Linked DNA regions of Homo sapiens: region 1 is linked to region 2. Evidence: read pairs that join two places in POLR2A ChIA-PET (ENCODE). Cell type or tissue: GM12878. All regions are shown on one strand. Region 1 holds the start of MIR4278 (microRNA 4278). Region 2 has its middle 15 kb from the start of MED10.

Evidence for each region. ChIA-PET counts read pairs that join two places held together with the same protein. Peaks named below come from ENCODE experiments on the same cell type or tissue, not always from the same donor. Only the 100,000 strongest peaks of a DNase experiment are listed, where the experiment ranks them.
Region 1: POLR2A ChIA-PET joins it to region 2 with 6 read pairs; 2 of 35 experiments call an interaction of 5 or more read pairs at or near these places.

Annotation. Positions count from the first base shown.
Region 1 is chr5:6,827,562-6,831,561 of GRCh38, forward strand. MIR4278 (microRNA 4278) reads right to left here and starts at 360; the gene lies at 292-360. It overlaps LOC105374641 (a long non-coding RNA gene), which reads left to right and starts at 2,202. Exons shown (of 3, transcript XR_925740.3): 1 at 2,202-2,249. RefSeq lists enhancers at 420-569, 2,767-3,268. In GM12878, no CTCF peak of the experiment used is centred here; DNase peaks (open chromatin) are centred at 480 and 2,100; H3K4me3 peaks cover 1,746 bases; H3K27ac peaks cover 530 bases.
Region 2 is chr5:6,391,483-6,395,482 of GRCh38, forward strand. No RefSeq gene overlaps it. Among named protein-coding and RNA genes, the nearest start is that of MED10, 15 kb to the left of the region's middle. In GM12878, no CTCF peak of the experiment used is centred here; no DNase peak of the experiment used is centred here.

The DNA of each region.
Region 1 (4,000 bases), 440 kb after region 2:
AAAATTCTGAAAATGAGCCCCTGAAGGAGGGAAGATGGGAGATGAAAGATGCTGGAAGAGAACAGAATGGGGCCAAGACGCTCCAGGAGAGCACCGGGGGAATCCCAGTTGCTCTTGGGTTTCACTTCCAAGGGCAAAACGATGATGACAAATTGCTTTCTGAGAATCCATCCCTCTTGCAGGGACTTTCAGCCAGAGACTTGTCCATAATGGGCTCTGCATCATGTCAGAGCCCTAAACCATAATTAAACACCATTGCATTTATTAGAGTCCTCATGATGTTACCTTAGATTCTTCCCCACAAGGGCAAACCCCCTAGTGTTGATGTCAATGTTCTATGGGATTCTCCTGGTGTTAGATGATTACAGTATCACGGAAACGTGAGGCTGCATCTGCTAAGTAACGTTTCACTCCTGTGTATCACAGAGGTTCTTCTCTAAGCCCCACCCACAGGAGAGCCAGACCTCTGCATCACAGATCACATGGAGAAACTGAAACAAATGCTGACTCTCGGGAGGTGATGATAGGACTCGTTTCCTTATCATTTTTTCAGAGCCCCAGAAGTTTACAATGATAAAAACAAGAGCATTTCATGAAACAGCATGCAAAAGCCCATGCATGCTGTCTATTTTTATATAAATCAGCAGAAGATAAAGAGCTTGTCTTGATTCATGCTGTTCCTCCAGGGAATGTTTTGCAAAAAGGCAAAAAAAAAAAAAAATCAGGGAGAAGAGCGAAGCCTATAAATACAATTGGAAAGGAAAATAAAAACAACTCACTAAACGTTGAGTTTGACGAAAACATAACAAAACCAAGGAACATTTTTATGTTTTTTTCCTTTCAGTTTTACTTTTGATCATGTTTCTTCCTGAGGTTTTATGAATATATACATCAAGTGGGAGAGATAAAAACCCCAAATAACTGTAGAATGATGAGAATGTAGGAAAGAGAATGTAGGCCCTTTTATTCCATGTTATTTTTCTCAGAAAAATGACAGTTCAACCTTTCCCCTTCTGATTGTCACTGGAAAGCAGTTTTCATCTGAAATGAAATGAGTGAGGATCATGAGTTTGCCTGTATGTCTTATATGAAGCCAGCGCTGTAGTGTCCTCACTTACAAACCCGTGTTTCAAGTTTACCCCTCAATTCCTGAAAGTCTGAAATTTTAGAGGGACAAAGGAAAATTAAGAATTAAGCTAAAAAGAGTTAAATTGTGGTTAACAAACATTTCTGTAAAAGGGGCGGAAAGTAAATATTTTCTGCACCGTGGGCCACAATTCAACCCAGCTCTGCCATCGTAGCCCAAAAGCAGCAAGAGACGAGATGCAAGCAGAGGGGGCAGCTGTGTTCTAATACACTTCATGCATATGCACATGTCAATTTCACATAATTTTCACATGTCACAAAATGTTAACATTCTTTTGATTTTTTTTTTCAACCATTTAACAGTGTAAGAATGATTCTTAGCTCATGGGTTCTATAAAAACAGGTGACAGCTGGATTTGACCCATGGGCCATACTTTACTGACCTTTGTACTAAATCATGCTCTCGACCCAATTTACCTTTAAAGTTGTTCTGATGAACATATTTCAACATTCAAAAATGGTATGTGGATTCATCTGTTTTACTGAATACTTTTACTTTTGATTACTGATCTCTGTCTTGGTTAAAGATGCCAAAAACTTAGGCATGACTCATCAGGTGTTCTACCGTGACCTTGGCTCCCAGGCCAGGGAGGATGGCATAAATAGGGTCAGATGGCATGTTGTCGTGGAAACCATAATGATAGCAGCTACTAATGAAGCAGAACTGACTGTGTGTCTGGAACTGTTTGAAGGGCTTTAGAACACTAGCCCAGCTAGTCAACACGATGAACCTAGGAGAAAGGTGCTAACATTCTCATTGTGGACATAGAGAAACTGAGGCACAGGAGGCTGACTGACCTACTCAAGATGATGTACAGTCCAAGTGAGAGCATCTGCTCCCACACTCGGTTGGGCCAATCCAGGCACCACACTGACTCATTCCACTACAGAAAGGAGAGTTCTCCCCTGCCAACGACTCATCCTGAGAGAGCAGAGCAATGAAGTGAAACTGGGATGAAAATCATGAGCAATGAAATGAAATGAAACTTGTAGAGCTGCTTAATTTAAGAGTAAACAAATTCTGCCTTAAATGCCAAGGCTCCTGGCAAGTGACAGAAACCCAACATTGACTAACTGAAGCTCGCCTAAGTGGGACGACCAAGGTGAGTGTCCCAAGAGCTGAGCCCAGAGACTAAAGCACTGTCCTCAGGATGCCCCCTCCATCCCTTGCCACCTCATGTCTCTGCCATCTCCATTCTGCTTTTCAGGTCAGTCTCATTGTTCCTCACTACAATGAAACAATGTTCAGGTGGTAAAAGTTGCTTCTGACAGCCCTACCCTAGAAGCTGGTAGGTCAAATCATGAGAGTAAGCTCGCCTTCCCATCCAACTCCAGGGAAAAGTCCAGGGAGCTGCTCCAGTGACCTCCCAGTGGTGGTCAAATGCCCTCCGAGAGTGAGTGCTATGGGTGCTCTGGTGCTATTTCCTCAGCCTGTTATGAACTCAACACAATACCAGGGAGAGGTAACTGCCAGTCCCACGGACAAATGGATTAGGAAGAGAATTCCCCAAAGAAGGGACCCAGGCACGCTAGAGCCAGAGAGGATGGGCTCCTCAGTTGGTGTGACTGAACTCCAGGGAGCCCAGAGTAAGAAAGGACCCTTGGCACCCTCCAGGAGACCCCAGATAAGCCCATAACAAAACTTCATTATATTTCAGCTCATTAAACTGGCTCAAAGAGAACCAAAATGACAGCAAATGGGTTTTTCCCTAGCATTAGAATCATTGTATGAAGTGGTTCTGGCTAAGCTCTAGCGCACAGGTTTTCAGGTAGACTTTCCATAATCAGATACATGTACACACGGACACTCGCATGTGCACACGGGCATGCACACACATGCATGCACCATGCACACACACACATGCACGCACACACAGACACACATGCATGCACCATGCACGCATGCATGCACACACAGACACACACCTGCATGCACCATGCACACATGCATGCACACACACACATGCATGCACCATGCACACACATGCACGCACAGACACACACATGCACGCATCATGCACACACAAGCACGCACACACACACTCACACATGCACGCACCATGCACACACGCATGCACACATACACACGTGCACGCACCATGCACACACATGCACACACACACACAGACACTCATGTACGCACCATGTGCACACACACGCATGCACATGCAGGCACACTCACACATGCATGCACCATGCATGCACACATGCACACGCACACACAGACACATTCTTACACATGCATGCACCATGCAAACACACATGCACGCACACACAGGCACACTCTCACACGTGCACGCACCATGCACACACACATGCACGCACATACAGGCACACTCTCACACGTGCACACACCATGCACACACAGGCACACTCTCACACTTGCATGCACCATGCACACACACATGCATGCACATACAGGAACACTCTCACATGCACCACCATGCACACACACATGCATGCACACACAGGCACATTCATGCACACACAGCTTGCACAGTGTCTGAGTCATAACAAAATAGGCTATGTCTTGAAATCTCAGTGGCTTAATACAGCAACAATTGCTTCCTCACTTGCATAGACAGAAGACTCTGGGAGCTTCCATCTTGTGACTCCATACACTCAACACATAATTCCTTGATCTCCAAGGCAAGAAAATTATGCCCACTGTCTTTGAACTTCCATTTGCCAGCAAGGGCAGGTTTACACACCTCCCCCCAACCCCATAACATGACAAAATGGTAAAATGATATGCACACACCTCAGACGATGAAACACCCTTTGCCATCATTTTGTTCTCTTTGAGCCAGTTTTCAATGAGCTGAAATGCAATTAAATATTGTTGCAGGCTCAT
Region 2 (4,000 bases):
TTGTCTTTAAATGTATTTAAATTAATTAAAATTAAAATAGTCACATGTCACCAGCGGCAACTGTATCAGCCAGTAGAGCCCCTGAGGATGGAGGAGCAATGGTTTGGAAGGAACATGGATCTTAGAATGCCCAGTGGAGCAGAGATTCTCCACCTAAATGGATTACTTATCTCAGAACAGTTGAGTGAGAGAAAAACAAGGCAATGTTTTAGGACAGTTAGGAAGATAGTATCAATAGTATGACATAATGGGTATATCAGGGACTTGGGGCTCACCTTTTGAGTTCAAATCCTAGCCCTACCACTTAATAACTGTATGGCCTTGGGCAAATGACTTCATTTCCGTGTGCCCCAGAATTCTCCTCACTGCACTGGGGACACTGAGTCCACGTATCACCTGGGTTTGTTGTGAGAATCAAATGAAGTAATAAATGTAAAACACTTAGAATATGGCATCCCCATTTGTTAGCTACTGTGATGACATTTGAGGTCTCTGTTACAGCATCTTAGCTTTGCACGAATGCACCTGGCTTTGCATCACGGCTCCCACATCTACCACTCGGGTGCCATTTGTTTTCTCAGGTTCTTGGGGGTGATGCGAGTGAAGTACTGAGTGCTGTGTCTGGCCCCCATCAAGCACTCAATGTTGGTAGTCACCCTTATATAAAGTGTCATGTTGTCATATCAGTATCTGTTTGGATGTCTCCCTTGGAGGTGTCTCTAGGATAGGGACTGTCATTTCTCTTTTTGTTCTTCATTGATTAGCACAGTGAAGGTACTCGGTACATGGTTACTGAATGATTGGCTGATTGCATAAATAACTCTTCTAGTGTTAGTTTACCTGAAAACCCAATACTGTACCTATTGAGGCTTCTGAGGTGTCCCCTGGCCATCAAATCCCTATGGTACTCTAACAGCAGCATGGCCAAACAAAGGCATTCTGTCCCTGCTGCCCAGATCCTTCCTCACCCTTTACCTTTGCAACACTGAGCGGAACGGCTCTTCACGGGGATGGCCACTCACCCAGGCATCATTAGGAAAGGTGAGGGGGTGTTTTTCGGTGTCACAACACCTGGATAACTGTGTTCTCCAGCTTCCTCTTGCTGCTGTAGCAAATTACTGCAAATGCAGTGGCTTAAACAACACACACTCAGTCCATAAATTCTGAAGGTGAGAACTCTGAAGTGAGTGTCATGGGACTAAAATCAAGCTGTTTGCAAAGCTGCACTCCTTCTGGGGGCTGCGGGGAGAATTGGCTTCCTGCCTTTCCCAGCTTCTGGGAGCTGCTGCATTCCTTGGCTCCCGGCCCCTCCTCCATCCACAAAGCTAGAAATCCCATCACTCTAGCCTCTCCTTCTGTCCTCACATCTCTCTCTCTCTCTCTGACTTTGCCTCTCCTGCCTTCCCCTTGCTTTCTAAGGGTCCTTGGCATGTTGTGTTACATTGTGCCCACCTGCATAATCCAAAATAACCTCCTGATGTGGTTTGGCTATGGCCCTACCCAAATCTCATGTCAAATTTTAACCCCCATATGTTAAGGGAAGAACCTGGTATGAAGTGATTGGATCATGGGGGCAGATTTTCCCCTTGCTGGTCTCATTGATAGTGAGTGAGTGAGTTCTCACAAGATCTGATGGTTTAAAAGTGTGTAGCCCTTCCCCCTCCCTCTCTCTCTCCTGCCACCATGTGAAGATGGTCCTTGCATCCCCTTCACCTTCTACCATGAGTGTAAGTTTCCTAAGGCCTCCAAGTCATGCTTCGTGTCAAGCCTGCAGAACCATGAGCCCGTTAAACCTCTTTTCTTCACAAATTACCTAGTCTCAGGCAGTTCTTTACAGCGGTGTGAAGACAGACGACTACACCTCCTTATTGTAAAGTCGACTGATTACAACCTTAATCCCACTCAGTGCCTTAACTGTCCTGGCCATGGAACCCAACACACTCACAGGCTCTGAAGAGAAGGACATCTTTGCTGGCTGGTAGGGAGGGATTCTTCTGCCCACCAAAGTAACTCTGTGGGCACAGGGTAGGTTGGAGCCTGGGGACACCACACACCATGAGACACTCCTACACAACAGAGTGTACCCCTCAAATGCCAATAGTGCCCTCTTGAGAAATGCAGCTGGAGTCCCACTACTCTAAGCTGCTTTGTGTGTGGTGAGGAATAAAAGGACAGGGGAGCTTTGCTTTTCATCTCAAGTTTCCCTCTAAATCTGTAATTGCAGCCTCCAAAAAAGAAAGAGAAACCAACTTCTCTTGCTTCTTGTAAGAGGAAGAGAAAGAGAAATGAGAGAGACACCTGTGCAGGTACTCAGAGACCAGTGCAGCCCTTCTCCCATGCAGAGACCAGAAGCTCAGCTTACAATTACCAGCCTTCCTGCATGAGTGTGCAGGTAAGGAGGCCCCACCTGTCAGAAGCAGTCCTGCAGGACATTGACTTGAAATTGAGCCCAGTGGGGGAAAGGTGGGTGCCTGTGTCCTCCATACTGATGATGCAGACCAGAGTCGGGAGACAGAGCTTGAGAGTCACAGGTGGCTTCCACATGTTCACCCATGTCTGCTGCAGAGATCTAGGCTTCTCTAGCAAGGCATAAAAGGGGCTGCAGGTAACTAGAGCTGTGTCCAAGGTGTCCAGAGGTTTCCAAGCACTTAGTTCTTTGCACTCAGTTGCTCTCTGCGACTCCAGTTGTTAGACATTCATACTGAATGCTCAAAGATACAAGGTCCCCCCAGAAGACATCGACAGGATGGCACCTACTTCTGCACCTGTACCCACTGGCATCTGTAAGAAACACAGAATGGAGAATTGGAGAACTGGAGGCTATGATAAATGACATCAGTCAACCCCTCATTACACGTATGAGAAAATGGATGAAAAGTATACCCAGGAAAAAGAAAAACTGATAAGCCATGAAGAAACAAGAAGACTTTCAACAAAATTATTTGTATTTGTCACCTTTTGCTGTGACCACAAACAGCCTGAACATGTCAATGGCTTGCACCAAGATCTCTTCTGTCTTGTTTTGAGACATGAAGTGAAGACAGGGGCAGGGTCGGCTGGACCTGCTTGGTTTAGCTTGGGTTGGCGTAACTCATGTCTTCTCATCCAGAACCCAGGCTGGAAGGACAGCCACCTTCTGAAATGCACTGATTCTGTGGTGAGACAAGTGAGGAAGCCTAGGCCAGGCCCCAAGTTCACATGCAAAGGCTCTGCTCAGCCATGGCCAGTGTCTGGCCACTCACACTCTGATGGATGAACAGCCCATTTCACATGGTCCAGCACAAGCCTGTGTGGTGGGAGGATGCTTTTCCCAAGAGCTGAACCAGTGGGAAACGCAGCGCTAAGAGTCACCCAGCATCCTGCGCATGGAGGAGCAAGGGTTGGGAGCGATAACCCAATAGATTGCTCACTGCTGCAAGATCAGCCCGGGGATTCCATCCACCCCTTCCCCCGGACCCTCCACTCTGGTTAATTCCCCCTCAGCTGGAAGAACCCACCCCCAGTTCACCCGGGAGAGTCCCACGTGCCCTGGTCCTGCCCAGGTCTCATCCTGTGGAGCATTCAACCCAGATGGAAGCAGCCCCGGTTCTATAACACACAGTGCAGTCTTCCCGCCCTAAGACCCCTGCGGTGGCACACAGGAAGCGCAGATTCTGATGTCTGCTGGCACATGTTACACATAACACATAACACATAACATAGGTATGTCTGCCTCGTAGCTGATAGACTCTTCTGGTCAGCAGGGATGGGGGGTGGGCCATTTATGAGATCACATCCTATCTACAGAGGACATTCTTGCACAGCCCCGAGGCAGCACAAGGCAGGGGAGGCAGGGGGTACTGGAGCCTCTGTTTGTCACCTGCAGTGAGGACAGCTACGGCAGGAAGCTCAGCTTCTCCAATCCTCCATGTTCTCCTCTGAAAACTGGCTCGAGGCCACGTAGCAAGGTGCCCTGAGGATTGCAGATGAGCGGGGAGTGTGGATTCACACTCCTCCTGCT